2 separate regions of the Homo sapiens genome follow, and region 2 is linked to region 1. Evidence: read pairs that join two places in POLR2A ChIA-PET (ENCODE). Cell type or tissue: PC-9. All regions are shown on one strand. Links, peaks and the distances in the headings refer to the core of each region. The heading gives the core; the rest is flanking DNA.

Region 1 (8,330 bases), core at 68-8,067:
GGGAGCCGTGTTCCAACCCTGGAAAAGCCCCGGGCTGAGGAGAGACATGGCAGAAACTTCCGGTCCCAATTCTCTCATTCTGACTTCCCAGATGGATCACCCCTGACCTCTCTTGGAGCCCAGTCCCAAACCTAGCACAAAGCTGAGTGAGGACTTCCAAGTCAGCCCTGGTGGGGCTGGTGCTCCTGGCCCCTCCCTGCCTGTCCCTGCCCCTCCTTGCCCATCCTCCCTGCTCATCCTTGTGCCCTGTGCTCCTGTTGGGTCCCTCGAGGGATTCTTGCAGGCCCCAGAAGCTTCTTCCAGACAATAACCCTGTCCCTGCTCCTGGGGACATGAGGTCCCCATCCCAGGAGGAGGAGAGGGGAAGCAGAGCTTCCTGGGCAGGGGTCAAGGATTTGCAGTCAAAACCCATAGGGAATCAGTTTGCTGGGAGGTTGAGGGTTGCTTCCAACCCCAGTAAGGCTTTGGGCCATGCCATGGTCCCTGCTCAGGTGGCCCTGCAGTCATGTCCCCTCACAGAAAAGCATCCCTGGGAGGTGGACTCAGCTGGACACAGGGCAAGGGGCCCTTGAAGGGTAGGGGCCTCCTGGGCAGGCATGGAGCTGGGTTGAGGGCAGAGGCCATGCAATTCCCCCTCCCCACCTGGAAGAGGGAGCTGCCAGCTCCTCCGCAGCAGTCAGAAGGGCTCCCAGAGGACCTGGCCTCCCCAACACGCTTGGAGAGCTGGTTACGGTTTGAGTTAATGCTCCTTAGAAGGAGCCGATGGGTCCCTCCGGGGCCTTTCGGGAGATTACAGATCGCATTCAAACCAATCCACCCTGGAGAGGAAGGGGGAGAGGGAAGGCGAGTGCACTAAATCAGCCATCTGAGCCCAGGAAGCCAGGAAACCTGGAGAGGGCTGGAGGCAGCACCAGAACAGTGGTAAGGCAAACAATTCCAGAGAGCAAACTGTGTGCTAGCCCTGGTCCTAGTAGTCTAAGGGATCAGCCTCACCTTGGCCTATCGGGTAGGTGCTATTATCGTGCCTATTTGACAGATGAGGAAACAGACTCCAAGAGAGGTTAAGCCACTTGCATAAGGTCACAGGGCCACTAAGTGGGGCATCAGGGATTCGAACCCAGGCAGCCTGGCATCCCAGCAGCACTGCTTACCACAGTGCTGCAAGGTAGAGCAGCACCTGGCACTACATCAGGAAGTGGATACAACCAGGAGCTGGTGCTGATGTTGAGACCTGGCTGAAGCTGTGTGGACAGGCGCTGGCCTGAGCTCATGCCTGCAGAGAACACTCCCTATTCTTCTTTGTGTCCAGTGGGCTTGTGGGGGAGACATGGAGCTCACATTCCTGGGATCCCTTCCTCTCGTTGGAGTCTCAAGGGATAGGGGGTCTGAGAGATGGTCCACCTTTACCACTCCTGGCTCACCCTGCCTGGATGGTTGACCATTCACTCGTACTGAGGCCCAGGACAGAGTCTGCTTCTCCGATATTTTTTGGGAGGAGATATTCAGGTCTGGGCTGTGCTCTGCTCTGAGGGGGCTGGTGGGAGAGGGTTGGGCTTTCAGGGAAGGTTCTAAGGGGCTGGTAGCTGCAAGGGCATTTACATCAGGAATAGCACACTCTCAGTCATGGGTAGCCCTATCTCCTACTCCTGGGCCAAGGCAGATCTCCATCTGACCTCAAGCTGGCTGTGGGATATGACAAAAGTTCCTAACCCGGAGCTGGAGGGAGGGTGGGTGGGTGTGGCCGCAAAACAGACAGCCGAAAGACACTATCCTGAGAGACCAAAGAGCCTTCTCCAGCCCTCCTGTCCCCCGGAGTCTCAGGTACCTGAAGTCCCAGGCCACTTTCTTGCTTAAACATTTTCAATGATTTGTAATTGCCTGCAGAATAAAGCTCAGTTTGGGCTGCATCTGATTTCCAAAGTTCTTTCATCTTAGCCTGTTGCGGCCAGTCAGTGTACAAGGAGTCTCAAGGGAAGAGCCGGGACAGGGCTGGGAATGTGCAGCCTCCAAGGGCCCCTTGACAGTGTCGCTATGGAGGTATTCAAGGTTACATTGTTACTTCTCTGGGACACACACCCACTCAAGGCCTGGCCAGAGGGGCGGGCTCATTTGTGTGGTTCATTAGGGGATGAATCCCTTCCTTTCTTCCCCTATGGGCTGGGCTTCAGAGTCCCTTTCTCTGTACTTTTTGCTGCCTTATCCCACAGAATCCTGGATTTGGCAGGGTAACTGATACAATGAAAAACGGCAAATTGCAACTTCGGGGTGTAAACAAAATGCAGCATTATTTGTTTCTCCCACTGTGCTTTTGCATTTTATCCTCATGGCTTATTGTTTCACTTTCAGGTAAGAAGGCCATTAAAAAGTCACTTTTAGGCATAAAATAGGTTTCAATTACAAAATAAGGATGTATAGTCCCAGACGATAATCCACATTTCACATCTGATTTAAAGTCGAATCTTTTCCCTCTTGTGGAGGGAATCTGGCTTGTGACCAGAACAGCTGACAGATTGCAGGGGACAGGGCATGCTGTAACTGAGTCCTCCAGGGCTGGGGAAGGGGATGGAGGAAGGGAGGAGGGCAGTGAACTTCCTTTCTCATTCATTCTTGGGTGCTGACTGACGATACGCATCTCCGTCCGTTTCCCCTCAGCTTCCACGTCTCTAATGGGCCCTCTCCACACAGACTGTTGCTGTTGAGTCCCAGCTCTTCCTGGAAGTCCCCGTGGGCATGACTCAAAATGGTCCCGAGCTGTTCTCTTTCTGGGCTCAGCAGTGAGCACACAGCCTTTGTCCCCTCATGCACTGGGCATGCAGACACCCCCAGGGCAGCTGCTTCTCTTCTGCCATAGTCTCTTGCCTATGGTAGGAGTTAGACCCCAGGATGGAGTCTTAGTCAGGCCCCACACTTCATTAGGCACTGTCTGTTGCATCTTGGTGCCTCCGTGAAAACTTCTTTTTAAAATCCCAACGCGTTACATGTGTCAGAGGACAGTTCCGCCTCCTGCCTACGACAGAGGGTTGGTAACAGGGTGTCCAGAACCAGCCATATCCAGCTGCCTGTGGCGCCCCCCTCAGCCCTTCCCTGCACATTGGCCATCAGGCAATAAGACTGATAGGAAATTGTCAATCTGAGTAAACTATAGAATATCGAACCCCAGTTCTATCCTCAACTTGGTGTGTGACCTTGATAGATGTTGTGGCTTCTTCATGCTTCAGTTTTGTCATCTGTGAAATGGGCACACTAGTATTTACCTCATAGATTGTTGAGAAGAATAGATGAGACAACCAAAAATACTTCGAGCAAGATGCTTGGCACACAGTAAATATCAATAAGTAACAATTTATTATTGTTCTTATTATCTACATACTCTGGAATTTGGGGGGAAGTGGGGAATAGTAAGAGCATGGGCTATGGAATTTGGAGCAAGACAGATCTGGTTAGACTCTGGCTCAAGTTTTGTGACTGGCCAAATTACTAACCTTCTCTGAGCCTCAGTTTCCACAGCTATAAAATGGGCTGCCACTCTCCCAGTTTGCCTCAGGGTTGTTGTGGGGATTTATTGAGAAAAAGTTGATAATGCTCTGAACTCAGAATTTAGTTTATACTAGGCAATTGATAAAGCGCAGCCATTGTATTCTATTACTGACGGGATACTGGGTTTTCCCAGAGCTCTAGGAAGTGCCAGTCCTCACCGATGCCCCTTTAAATCAGCCACGCTGCCCTGACTTTATCTGTGCCACTTTAATCACCAAGGAAACAGTGGAGGGACCCAGATATCACTGAGAAGCCCTTGATTGAGAATTACTGCACCTCACAGGCAGGAATCTCTCCTCCGTTGCCCTTGTCCTGGTGTTGCATGTTGGAATGCAGCTCTCCATGGTCAAGACCTGGGAACTCAGCCTCAAATTAAATGCAAACAGATGGATATCTCTCATCTGTGTTTTACTCCGACTCTCCAAGCCATCCTGGAGAATAGGGGAGCTGCGTCTCGGGCCTGCCTTGCTAATGAGCAGGATCATTTTCTGTACCCTCCTCTTGCCATAAAAAGAGAAGAATTGCTTTTCTGTTTGGCAATCCAGTATCAATATTTCCAGAGTGATATGACAAATAAAACAACCCCAGGCTTTATGAATCTTCTGATAGCTTGGGGAGACTGTGGGAGGATTGCTGGGAGTGTGGCTCCCCTCTTCCTTGGTCTCACCCCCTACCCATGCAGAGCGACCCAGAGAGTCAAGCTGGGTTAGAGACTCACAGGTGGAAAAGCCCCTTGGAAACAGACGGAGGTCCAGACAGAAGATGGATGTGCCCAAGTTCGCAGGACAGAGCTAGTACTAGAAACAGGTTTCCCAGCTCCCTGTTCCATACTTTCCCACTAAACTGAGATTTCCAAACTTTTAAAAAGTTACAGAATCAGGCCAGGTGCAGTGGCTCATGCCTGTAATCCCAGTACTTTGGGAGGCTGAGATGGGTGGATCACGAGGTCAAGAGATAAAGACCATCCTGGCCAACATGGTGAAACCCTGTCTCTACTAAAAATACAAAAAATTAGCTGGGCATGGTGGTGGGCACCTGTAGTCCCAGCTACTTGGGAGGCTGAGGCAGGGGAATCTCTTGAACCTTGGAGGCGGAGGTTGCAGTGAGCCGAGATGGCGCTACTGCACTCCTGCCTGGCGACAGAGTGAGACTCCGTCTCAAAAAAAAAAAAAAAAAGTTGCAGAATCTAATACAGAAATTCAACACAGAAAACAGATAAAGCAGAGATGCTCCGGTTGAAGTGTGTTTGGCAGAGGGGCAGGAGCTCAGCCTAGTGTCCTCCCACACCGTGGTTGGCCCTTGAAACTCATTCAAGGAACCCTAGGGTTCTATGGCACCCAGTTAAAAAAATTCTGCAGATTCTCAACATCTGCATTTGGGGAAGAACGTTTGGAAGTTTGGACTCTAGTCTTTTTGAAAACAACCAGAATTTTGGGATTCTGCTTTGTTGCCTCTCCTTCCCCGTGAGCATTTGCTAAGAAAGGACAGGGCCAGGTGCGGTGGCTCATGCCTGTAATCCAGCACTTTGGGAGGCCGAGGTGGGCAGATCTCCTGAGGTCAGGAGTTAGAGACTAGCCTGGTCAGCATGATGAAACTCTGTTTCTACTAAAAAAAAATACAAAAAATTTAGCTGGGGTGGTGGTGCATACCTGTAGTACCAGCTGCTTGGGAAGCTGAGGCAAGGATAATTGCTCAAACCCAGGAGGCAGAGGTTGCAGTGAGCCAAGATCGCACCACTGTACTCCAGTCTGGGTGACAGAGCAGGACTCTATCTCAAAAAAAAAAAAAAAAAAAGAAAAAAAAGAAAGGATGGGGAAGCTGCCGTTCAGTTTCAGAAGAAAGGGTCAAGAAGAGACAAAGCGTCTGAGTGGGATGGGATGGAATCTTCTTCTGGGACCTGACTTCTCTCTAGCTGGGTAGGGTCAACATTTCCTCTCGGTGAGCAGTAGGAGCCAGTCTGTGAGGGACTGCCTCCCCTCCTCTGGATCCTGGAAGGGGAAAGGACTCCTGGGTTCTCAGTCCTGTGCTGTTGGGGGCAGCTGTATGTCTGCTGGCAAGGCAATTCACTGGTCTAAGCTAAGCCTGTTCACCTCTGAAACAGGCACGACGACATGACCTGGGTTGTTGTATGATTCAGTGAGCGAAAGGGCATACAGGTGACTGACCAAGTTCCTGGTTCATAAGAAGTGCTCTATAATTGTTAGTCCTTAACTTCACGTGTTCATTTTTTATTCAACAGATGTTGATTTGAAGCCCTGGGCCCTGGGCTGGTTGCTAAGGCTACGGAGCTGGCTGGAATGATTGCTGGTTGGAAGAGGTGGGGCTGCACAGGGTTCCTGGCCCTTGCTGCTCGTACCTGTGCTAATGCCCTCCCTCCTTTGTCCTCAGCCCCTTCTTACCAGAGCAAAAAGGGATTACGGAGTCCATTGGTTTTTCAAGTCTTTTTTTTTTTTTTTTAAAGCAAGAAGCTGTTTGTAAAAATAAGTAATAATGATGGAATTCTTACTATGGGAACAATTTTAGCTCCTAAATATCCTGTGATTCTACCATTATGTCCATTTTGCAGCTGAAGCAATTGCTTCAGGAGGTTAAAGAATGTTCCTAATGTCAGCCATTCTACATGGTGGCTCACGCCTATAATCCCAGCACTTTGGGAGGCCAAGGTGGGTGGATCACCTGAGGTCAGGAGTTCGAGACTAGCCTGACCAACATGGTGAAACCCCATCTCTACTAAATTCAAAAAATTAGCTGGACATGGTGGCGCATGCCTGTAATCCTGGCTACTCGGGAGGCTGAGGCAGGAGAATTGCTTGAACCTGGGAGGCAGAGATTGCAGTGAGCCGAGATTGTGCCATTGCACTCCAGCCTGGGCAATAAGAGAGAAACTCCACCTCAGAAAACCCCCCAAAAACAAACAAACAAAACAAACAAACAAACAAACAAACAAAAAACCATGTCACAGAGCTTATGTGAAATTCTGATACATGAGGAGGATCTAAACAGGCCTCAAAAAAGAAACTGGGGCTCCAGCTTTCCCTTTAACCCCTCCCTGCCACATAGTCCTAGCACGTAGTTTAAGCACTGTGGATGCAGGTCAACTTTCTCATCTGCTGAAAGAGGGAAGTGAGGAGCCTTGGTCAAGGTCATTCATTTAACCCAGTGGCAGAGCTGGCACCTAAGCCCAGGGCTCTGGACTCCCGGCTCAGGGCCACATCCTTGGCTGCATCAGGGGACATGGAGCATCATTTTGGCTATGTGAGATGATCTCCTTGGCCCCTTTTAGTGAGATCACTTCTGAGCGCTCTTCTGTAGTGGGGCTGGGCTGGGCTGGGCTGATCTGGGCTGATCTGGACTAGGCTGTCCTGTAAGGGAGGCTGAATAGAACCCTCCTTGAGGGGAGAAATGGCTCACTTCTTGGACTCCCAGGCAGCCCCTCGTTCAGACTTCTTTTCTTTTCTCTTTGAACTTCCCCAAGTTACAAACCACACAATTAAGGGCTCTCTAGTAAGCCATCCATCTTGTCCCATAAAGAGAGAGCTGCAAGCCTCCCGCCGGCTTCCTCCTCCTCTGGGAGGGGATCAATACCTTATCTCAGTCGGGCCTGTGTAGAGAGGAAGGAGGGAAATGAAAGCACTTAATTAAGGCGCAGAGGAGCGGAAAGGGAACACTGCGTCCTCCCTGCTCCCATATCTCCCCTCTGAAGGCAGCGGGCAGCTGCAGAGTCCATGAGACTTAAGTCTCGTCTGCTCAGGCTGCAGCCCCCGCTGCAGGAGGCCGAGGAAGAGGTGTTGAAGTTAAGAACTACAGGGGGCCCTAATGTCTGGGCCCAAGCTACAGCTTGCCCCAAATGCAAATACCCCATTTTTTTTTTTTTGAGATGGAGTCTCGTTCTGTCACCCAGGCTGGAGTGCATTGGCATAGTCTCGGCTCACTGCAACCTCTAGCTCCCGGGTTCCAGCGATTCTCCTGCCTCAGCCTTCCGAGTAGCTGGGACTACAGGTGCGCAACAGCACGCCTGGCTAATTTGTGTATTTTTAGTAGAGATGGGGTTTCACCATGTTGGCCGGGCTGGTCTCGAACTCTGACTTCAAGTGATCCACCCATCTCAGTCTCCCAAAGTGCTGGGATTACAGGCATGAGCCACAGTGCCCGGCCCCCATTCTTTATTGTCCAGCCCACTGCCATCCCAAGCAGGCGCGGCCCTGGCTGTGGACGGTGAGGAGGGGTAGTAAGCAGCAAGCATCCTGCCTGAAAGTGCCCTCCGGGGCCTAAATTTCCTCCACGAGAGTGTATTCTGTCAGCTAAGGAAAGCTTTCTTGGCTTTATGTGCCTTGATGACTATAAATGCTTACAGGAGGGAGATCCTCTTCTGTGCTGCAGAGAGAAAGCAGCTCGGTTCAGGGTCCACATTTCCCTTCCTGTTAGGCCCTGGGAAGTACTTAAAAACAGCCCTCCGTGCACTGGGAAGGTGAGTGCCCACATGGAAAAGCATCATGCACTTGAAAGACCTATTGCCAGAATTTTCTGGGCTGTTCAAAAGTCCCTCTGCCACCCGAGGTTCTTCCTTGCTATCCTGTGTGACTCTCTCCTCTGGGAACCTGGCTGTTGACACTCGGGCATCTCTTGCCTCCTTGGCTCCTGGTGCCTTCTGTCCTGACTGATGCCAGACTGTCAGCCTTCACAAGCCCTGTGGCTGCCTGGCCTAGATGTGATCCTTGCCTCTGGCTTTTCCAAAGGTGACTCTCATCACACCTCTAGCCTTTCACATCCAGCTCCAGGACAGTGGGTGGCAC
Region 2 (8,330 bases), core at 203-8,202, 460 kb after region 1:
CTGCCCCTCTGCCTAGGCCCACCATCTGCACTGACGGGGCCTCACGCTCTGCAGTGCAAAAACAGGGCAGGGGACAGGATTTCCAGGCTGCAAAAGGATTCCTTGTGGAGCCTGGTGATTTCCAAGGCAAATAACTCCAGCCAGGCCTCCTTGAAAACACCATGACACCCTCACGAACCCTGACTGAGACAGGGAGTTAGGACTTGATGGATAAACCTGGATTTTTCTCAGGGCTTGTGATTTGAGAGGAAGTTCATATATAGTGCCAAATTCGTAAAGGCTAGAATTCATATCTTTCCATATATTGGAGCCAATACATAGCACGTAATAGGTGTCAACAGATGCTTGCTGAATGAATAAAAAAATGAATATAAGATAGACCTGTAATCCCAGCACTTTGGGAGGCCGAGGCAGGCGGATCACGAGGTCAGGAGATCTAGACCATCCTGGCTAACACGGTGAAACCCCGTCTCTACTAAAAATACAAAAAAATTAGCCGGGCGTGGTGGTGGGTGCCTGTAGTCCCAGCTACTCGGGAGGCTGAGGCAGGAGAACGGCGTGAACCCGGGAGGCGGAGCTTGCAGTAAGCTGAGATTGCGCCACTGCACTCCAGCCTGGGTGACAGAGCGAGACTCCATCTAAAAAAAAAACAACAACAACAACAAGAAAAAGAGAATATAAGATAGATAAATAAAAGTATTTCTGTGCATGCAGTCATATACAATACTCATTATCCAATATATTTGTAACAATACTCATTATCCAACATTTTTGTAATACACACACACATCACTGTTTCTCTCCCAAAGAAGTGACATTAAGAAAATACATATTTTATATAACACATATGCATATTTATAAAGTATATCAAAACATATTTATGTAACATACATATTACATAAAAGACACTCTGCAGTACTTTCACATGTTGCGTTGCTTGGCTTTCATAATAACTCTGTGGAAACCATGGTGTGGCTCTGAGAGGCCCCATAACATGGCCAGGTTACCACAGGTAGCAAGTGCTAGAGGGGAGATTTTGGTCCAGGTGTAGCTCACTTCAAAGGCCACAGGAACCCAGCAAAAGGTTTGGAATGGGAAGTGAGGTCCAGATTGTGCTTTTATAAATGGCTCCACTTTCCCTGAACTGCATGGATTGGGACCAGAGGGCCTGGAGGCTGGAAGATGAGCTGGGGCCTATTGAGTAGAAAAAGTTTGTGCTGATAAAGTCCTGGCCCTGGATGACGGCGGTGAAAACAGAAAAGGGAATATTTCACAGGGAGGAGCCACAGGCCTCCAACAGACAAGAGGTTAGAGATGAAGGAGGCTGGGATGGTGATGAATGCGATCCCAGGAATACTTAGGTCTGGAGGAAACACTGGTTTAGGGAAGAGGGTGATAAGGGACAATGGGACCATAGGGCTTGAGATGTACGTAGATCATCCATTGGAAGTAAGGCTTGAGAGCTCGGGAAAGAGGGCAGAGATTGGCCAGATAGATTTGGCAGTTTTATCTTCATGGAGAAGGAAGGAAGCAATGATCAAAAATGAGATCTTCTATAAAGTGTAGACCCAGGAGAAAAGAAGCCAAGAATAGACTCTGGAAGCCCAGTTACCTAGGGAGGAAAAGGAGTTTGTAGGAGGGTAGGTTAGGGATACACACACAACATGCAAGCATGTGGACCTACGTGTGTGTTAAACACTCATGTGCATGCACACATACATGTCACACACATCAACATGCTCACATTTGTGTATGCATATGCACACATACATATATATGTGTATATGCAGTATGTGCATACACACACACCCATGGGTGCTTGGGGCAGAATCTCTCACAAAACACGGTAAGAAAGACTTGCAGGGCAAGTGAGAGAAGGAGCTTGGCTGCTCTGCCCCTGGGGGCTGAGCAGACAAAAGGGAGTGTGAAGCTTCACCCACATGGTGGCTTCCAGCAAGCTCATCTTCAGCAACCTGACCAGCTCCCCTCCAGTGCCCTGCCTTTCTCTCTCCTGTGGCCTCCTCCAGTTCTAGGATAGATGATCAGCAGATCATCTTCATGCCCTTTTCTCACTTGGAATGCACAAATCTCCATGTGCCTGTAGCCGGGACATTTCAGTATGGAAGTGACAGACTGGCAAGCTGGGCACCCCTCCCCATCCCCTATAGAGAAGGCTGCAGCTTTATTCATGGCTAGGATAGGGGAGGAGAGGGTTGTGATTTGGAGTGGGCATTCTGCTGCCTCAGTCTTCCCAGGTCAGCCTACACCTGGTGGCTTCACCATGAAGTGCCCAGGCCCTTGAGACATAGGAAAATCAGCCTTCTGGCTACCTGGTCCTCTTCTCAGAAAGCCCGTTCGTGTTTTCTCCATGATCCCTGACTCAGGTATAAATGGAGTAAATGTCCTTTAGCCTAGTCCCTGGGAGAACTGACCTGAGAGTCAACAAGACAAAGGGTGGTTAGATACAAGAAGGGGTTGGGCTGCTTCCCTTGCTTTCTGGGTGGGCTGGAGCCCTGCAGAAGGGTCAGATATCTTAGGTACCCTATTGTTGACTCTCCCCTCTGCCCTCAAGGCAATGAGTTCTCAGAAATTCACCACCTTGAGTCTTCCCAGACATTGCCAAATCTGGCTAGGGGTGCTTCTCCCACAATGTGTCAGTTGCACTCTTTTTCACAAGGAAGAGAAAATGTCTCAAGTTACTAGAGTAGGATTTTCATGGTAAGAATATCTATAATGCTTTCTGCTTGTTCAGTCTGCATCTCGAGCCTAGAATTTAACATGGACAAAGAGGCTTAAAACTCTCAGGGAGTAGATCTATTTGTCTGTCTGCCTCTACAGCTCTAACCTGCCATCCTCACAATAATTTTATGTCCGAGGAAGAAGAGGTGTAAGCTTCCATTTTGCAGATGAAGAAACTGAGGCCCTGGGAAGGCCATTGGTTTCGTAAGTGGCAGAGTGACAGCGCTGGCTTGTGTTTGGGCTGGAATCTGACAGACCTGGTTTCAATCCTGGCTTTGCCCTTTTGTTGTACAATGTCAAGAAGTTACCTGATCTCCATTTCCTGTTCTATGGAATGGGATAATAATACCCACTTGAGTGTTTGTGGTGAGGATTTGAGGGGATAAGGCAGCTTACGTACACGGGACAGCATCAGGGGTACAATGATACCCAGCAAATCTTAGCTGTTTGCTGGGACTTGATCCCGGGTCTCCTAACTTTGGGTCAGTGATCTTCCTCTGTAACTCTCTAGCACCTTGTGGTGTAGCAGCCCCCAAACAACTCCCTGAGGGTCTTTAGTTGGGTTTGGAGGTGCTTTTCCTGCCACCCTCACCCAGGCATTGGGTCGGAACCCAGCCCAATGTGCCTGCCTCTGTGGGCATGTGCAGTCGTGTATGCATGTGTGTGTGCCCCACCCAGCAGGCCAGGCTACTGTCCTTCTGCATTCTGCGTGTTCATTTCACTAATGGGAAATCACATAGTGGCCCAGAAAGGGAGCGGCAAGGCCATGCTGAGTATCCAAGCCAGACCCTGCGGGGCCTTGTCATTAGAGTTAATGCCAGACTCATGAATACCAGATGAATGCGCTGCACAGACCAGTCACTTAGGCTAAAGTGGGCCTGCTTTTCACTGGGAGACCAATTCTCCACCCTGGGGAGGCTGGGAAAAGGCCCCTTCCCTTTTAACCCATCTACCTCCACCACCTCCCCACCCGGGGCTCTCTCTGGGGCTGCTAATCGTCATCTGGGCCTTCTGGGAGATGGTTTAAAAGGAGGATTTGCAGGCACTTCACCGGGCTGTTTTTCTGGTGCTGCCTGCCTGCTCTCACTCCCTTCCTCCTCCCTACCAGCTTCTGCCTAGTTACAGGGAGTGGCTGGGGGCTGCCTACAAACCTTGTTCTGGCTTTGTAGCAGCTTGGCTGTTCCAGTCCCACCTCTGCTTCCCTGTGCAGGAGCCACATCTTTGGGAGATAATGAATCATGGGCTCCCAGTCAGGTTGGGTGGCTTGGGCAAGTAGAGGAACCTAAGTCTGGGGCAGGGAGGAGACGAAGGGTTAAGGAGAGCCTGCAGCTGGGTTCTGAAAGCCTCCATGATACCCAAAACAGAGATCCCAGCCTGATTCTGGAAATAAAGAACATTTTCAGGGGATAGGGATTGGGAAGAAAAGGTGCATGACCTACAAACCTGCCCAGAGGACATCAACCAGCAGGTCCCGAGCCCTTGACACCCAGAGACCTTCTCTCTGAACACCAGGAAGAGCCTCCACACAAGGTCTTGCTGTCTCAACATCTCTGCCTCACCCCTTGGACTTAATTTTTAAAGCCCTAGTCATTAAAATGTAAATAACCCCAAGAATGGAATCCAGTTAAGTCTCAGGGACTCCTGAATGAGTCAGATCATTTCCTGAATGCAGGATGGTTTGGGGTGAGGAAGACAAGAGCACAAGATTGCTATTCAGTGGGAAGAAGTGTTGGGGCAGGGTTGCAAAGACTCAGAAAAGGATAGGGCATATCCAGGTCTCCATGGCTCCATCCTGTTGCTAGTGGCAATGCTACGAGCTGGAAGGAGGCCTGGATTTTGATTCGAATATGTGATGCCTCCCAGACACCCTCAGAACACTGACCTCTGGATATATAGGGCTCCATCCCCTTCCACCTTCCATTGAACTCACACCTATAAGGGGCTGGCTCTGTAGAAAGTTTTTTACTCTCCTCTTAACCTATCCATCCATCCATTCTTTTGTCCATTCATCCATTCAATAAGCATATATCAAATACCTACTATGAGGGGAGGCACTTGGAAAGGAGCTGGAAATGCAAGGGTGAATTAAGCCAGTTCTATGGCCCCTGGCCTCATGGAGCATGCAGTCTGGTGAGGAAGTTAGACTTGAATCAAAGAGTCATATAACTAAATGGGTAAGAACAAACAGTGAGAAGTGTACTCTAAAGAAAGGTCACCCAGTTCTCTGGGAGTGATATCAGGGGACTTGAACTGAAGACAACACTTGGGTGGCCCGGCAGGGCCAATGAGCAGCGATGGAAGGGATGATCCCCCGTGGCCAGGAGGTTCCAGGAAGTCCCTACAGACAATGAGCCCTACATTTCCAAGGGAAAGGAGGAGGCAGAGGAGGACACTCTGCCTTTGCCTGTGCTGTTTCTTCCCAGTGGTCCACCCTCTCCATCAAGCCACACCTGGCAAGACCCAGTGTCAGCTACAGGAAATTTCCTCAGCAGTTCATTAGATAAGTTGAGTCAACTAGAGTCTAGACCACTGGAGATCGTCGAGTTCAATCTCCAGTTGTATGTTCAGGGGAAGTGCTACTCAGAGAGGGAAGGAGGCTTAGCCAAGGTCATACAGCATGTCCATGACAGACCTTGCATCATGCGATTGTGTTTTGCCTCCCCATCCCCCACCACTCTGCCACAGTCTGTTATAAGCACGATTATCTGGGTCATTGGCTCACCCTTAGCCACAGCCCAGTCCTGGGAAGATGGGAGGTGCCCAGGACACAACGGGTAACATTCATTAGTGACAAATATTAACAATCATAATCATAACATACATAATCATAACAAACAGCTACTATTGATTGAGCACCTACAGGTCTGAATAAATGTATCCAGGTCTGAGCTAAATGTGTCACACAAATCCTTTTAAATAACACTTCCTACAAAGCATCTGTGTGGTGGGTCCTAGTATGTCCAATTTTATAGATGCAGCATAGAGAGATCACCTCTATGACTTTAGCTATTTCCAATTAATTATTATTCGTATTAATAATGATACCAGTTAATGTTTATTAATCACTTACTACATGCTGCACACATGGATTAGTGTTTCTCATGGATTATCTTGTGAGGCTGTTAAGTAGATACTATTACCATTCCCAGCACAGGGAGGAAACTGAGCTCTGAGAGCTAAGGTTACTTACCCAGAATCACATGGCATGCAAATGGCAGAGCCTAGATGGGGATTAAGATTTATCTGATTCCCAAACCGTGGCCTTGACATTCTTATCCTAGTTTTCATAGGCCCCTACTAAAATTAGTGCATATTTTTGGGTGTCTGAGTACTTTTTTAGATAGGATGCAGAGCCTTCACCAGTTTTTCAAAGATGCCCACAATCCAAAAGAGGTTGAGGTCTCTGGGGCTCAGCCATGCCATACAGAGCTGGCCCTGTAGGGTTCTGGGCAAAGTGGGTGAGATGCTAAGTATCTTGGAGGAAGGTTCCCCACAAGGGAATTGCCAGGCCCAAGCTCAGGCCTGTCTCTGGGGCATTTAACACCCAGGAGTGCCCGGAAGCTTTTTATCCACTCAGTTCAGATGTTGGTGTCATGAAGACAGTTGTCCCTCTGCATTCTTGAGGGCAGCAATGAGCACTTGATTTTCTGAACTCTAGCAAGTCCTAACCTAGACTCTTGGCCCCTTGAAACTGCCCAAGCCAGGGAGATGGATGCTTTCATCAATAGGAATCTATGCCCTGGCTAATGGGTCTGAAAACTCAAGAAGCCAGGCTTCTGTGTCAGAGTATTCATAACTTCTCCATCCCAATGACTAAATTGATCAGCAAATTCTGTTTCCTTCTGAGTGATCATTGGTGAGCAGGTAGGAACCAGCCCCTCCACAACACCGCCCCCTCAGTAATAGCTCATGATTACCCTGATCGGGCAGCCGGCAGCTGGAGCAAGACCGTACAAGATAACTGATTGTTCATAATTGTCAACCAAATTGCATCCATGGTATCGAGCTTTAAAAATGGACCAAAAGAAGCATCTCTTATTGATCCCTTCAGGTTACAAACAAGATGCGACTGCTCCTCAGAACCGGAGACTGGGTTGGCATTGATTTTTATTCTTTTTCTCCTTTGAATAACCTGCAGTGGAATTTGAGAGCTGCTTTTTAACCTGAAATTTCTCAAGGTCTTGCTTTTCTGGAGGTTGCGGGAGAAGGGCTGTCAAAGATGGCTATTGTCCTGAGATACGGCTACACAAGCTGAGTAATTGGCTTCCTCATTGGAAGGGGGCAAGGGTGGCCCACCTCCTCTGACCCTCACCGTGACCCCTCTGCCCTCCTACGTCTCTGGTATAAGGCCTCTCTGCTGTGCATAAAATCCTCCACAAACCCCAAATTCAAGGGACTGGAAGGCCAGTAAACAGCCAGTCACATGATTGGCACTCAATAAATATCTGTCAACTGAATGCCCAATCAAAGCTAAAGATCAGTCAACTCTCCAGACATTGCCACATTTTCGATGTTTGATGATACGAACACTCAGCCTTTGCCACATCTGAAAAAATGGTAATAATGACACCTAATAACAATTACTTTTTTTTTTGAGACGAGGTCTTGCTCTATCGCCCAGGCTGAAGTGCAATGACAAGATGGTAAGTCACTGCTGCCTGGAACTACTGGGCCCAAGGGATCCTCCTGCCTCAGCCTCCTGAGTAGCTGGGACCACAGGTGCACACTGCCATGCCTGGCTAATTTTTTTTCTACTTTTTGTAGAGAAAAGGTCTTGCTTTGTTGCCCAGGCTGGTCTCAAACTCCCGACCTCAATCAGTCCTCCTGCCTCAGTCTCCCAAAGTGCTAGTATTACAGGCAACCATGCCCAGCCTTCACATTTTAATAACATGATTTTATCTTATTCTCACAGGAGCCCTATAAAGTAGGTATTATTTTTTCTCCCATTGTATGGATGAGGAAACAGAGGCAGAGAGAGGTGAAGTAATGTGTTCAAGGTCCCTGTGTGAAGCCAGGATCCACATTTGCAGGTATCAGATGTTGAAAAGTAGACTGCTACATGGTACTGCCTCCTGCACAGCAGGAGGAAGTCTCCAGTGCAGGAAGGATTGAGATCCAGCCAACAAACACTTGCTGGGTAGCCTACTGTGCTCTGAGCACCCTGCTGGCTGCTCTCTTCCCTGGTAGCCCATGTGGTCCTCACGTTTGCTTGGCAAAGCAGGTGTCATTACTGCTGCTTTACTGCTGGGGAAATACAAGCTCAGAAAGGAGAAATAATTCATCCACGGTCACACGGTCAGTAAGCAGAAAAGCTGTGATATGAACCCAGATCAGTATATCCCCCAAAGACCTGTGCAAAAAAGCACAGCAATGACATAAAAAAAGCCATCTCATACGTTACCCTTACCATTTGCAGCCCATGTTCTGTTCCATATTCTATAATAATCACCAGAAAGGGATTATTACTCCCATTTTACAGGCAAGGAAACAGACACACCCCAGAACATTAACACTGCTTTTCTTAGTTTTTGGTTAAGCCATACCTCAGGCCCATTTGATTCCAGGAAACTTTCTGCCAACAAGCAGGCTCG

What was found. Peaks named below come from ENCODE experiments on the same cell type or tissue, not always from the same donor. Only the 100,000 strongest peaks of a DNase experiment are listed, where the experiment ranks them.
Region 2: POLR2A ChIA-PET joins it to region 1 with 6 read pairs; 3 of 35 experiments call an interaction of 5 or more read pairs at or near these places.

Annotation. Positions count from the first base shown.
Region 1 is chr1:36,588,421-36,596,750 of GRCh38, forward strand. No RefSeq gene overlaps it. Among named protein-coding and RNA genes, the nearest start is that of CSF3R, 110 kb to the left of the region's middle. RefSeq lists enhancers at 554-1,054, 2,926-3,095 and a cis regulatory region at 3,011. In PC-9, for the core only: no CTCF peak of the experiment used is centred there; no DNase peak of the experiment used is centred there; H3K27me3 peaks cover 7,528 bases.
Region 2 is chr1:37,047,967-37,056,296 of GRCh38, forward strand. No RefSeq gene overlaps it. Among named protein-coding and RNA genes, the nearest start is that of GRIK3, 18 kb to the left of the region's middle. In PC-9, for the core only: no CTCF peak of the experiment used is centred there; a DNase peak (open chromatin) is centred at 4,315; H3K27me3 peaks cover 2,265 bases.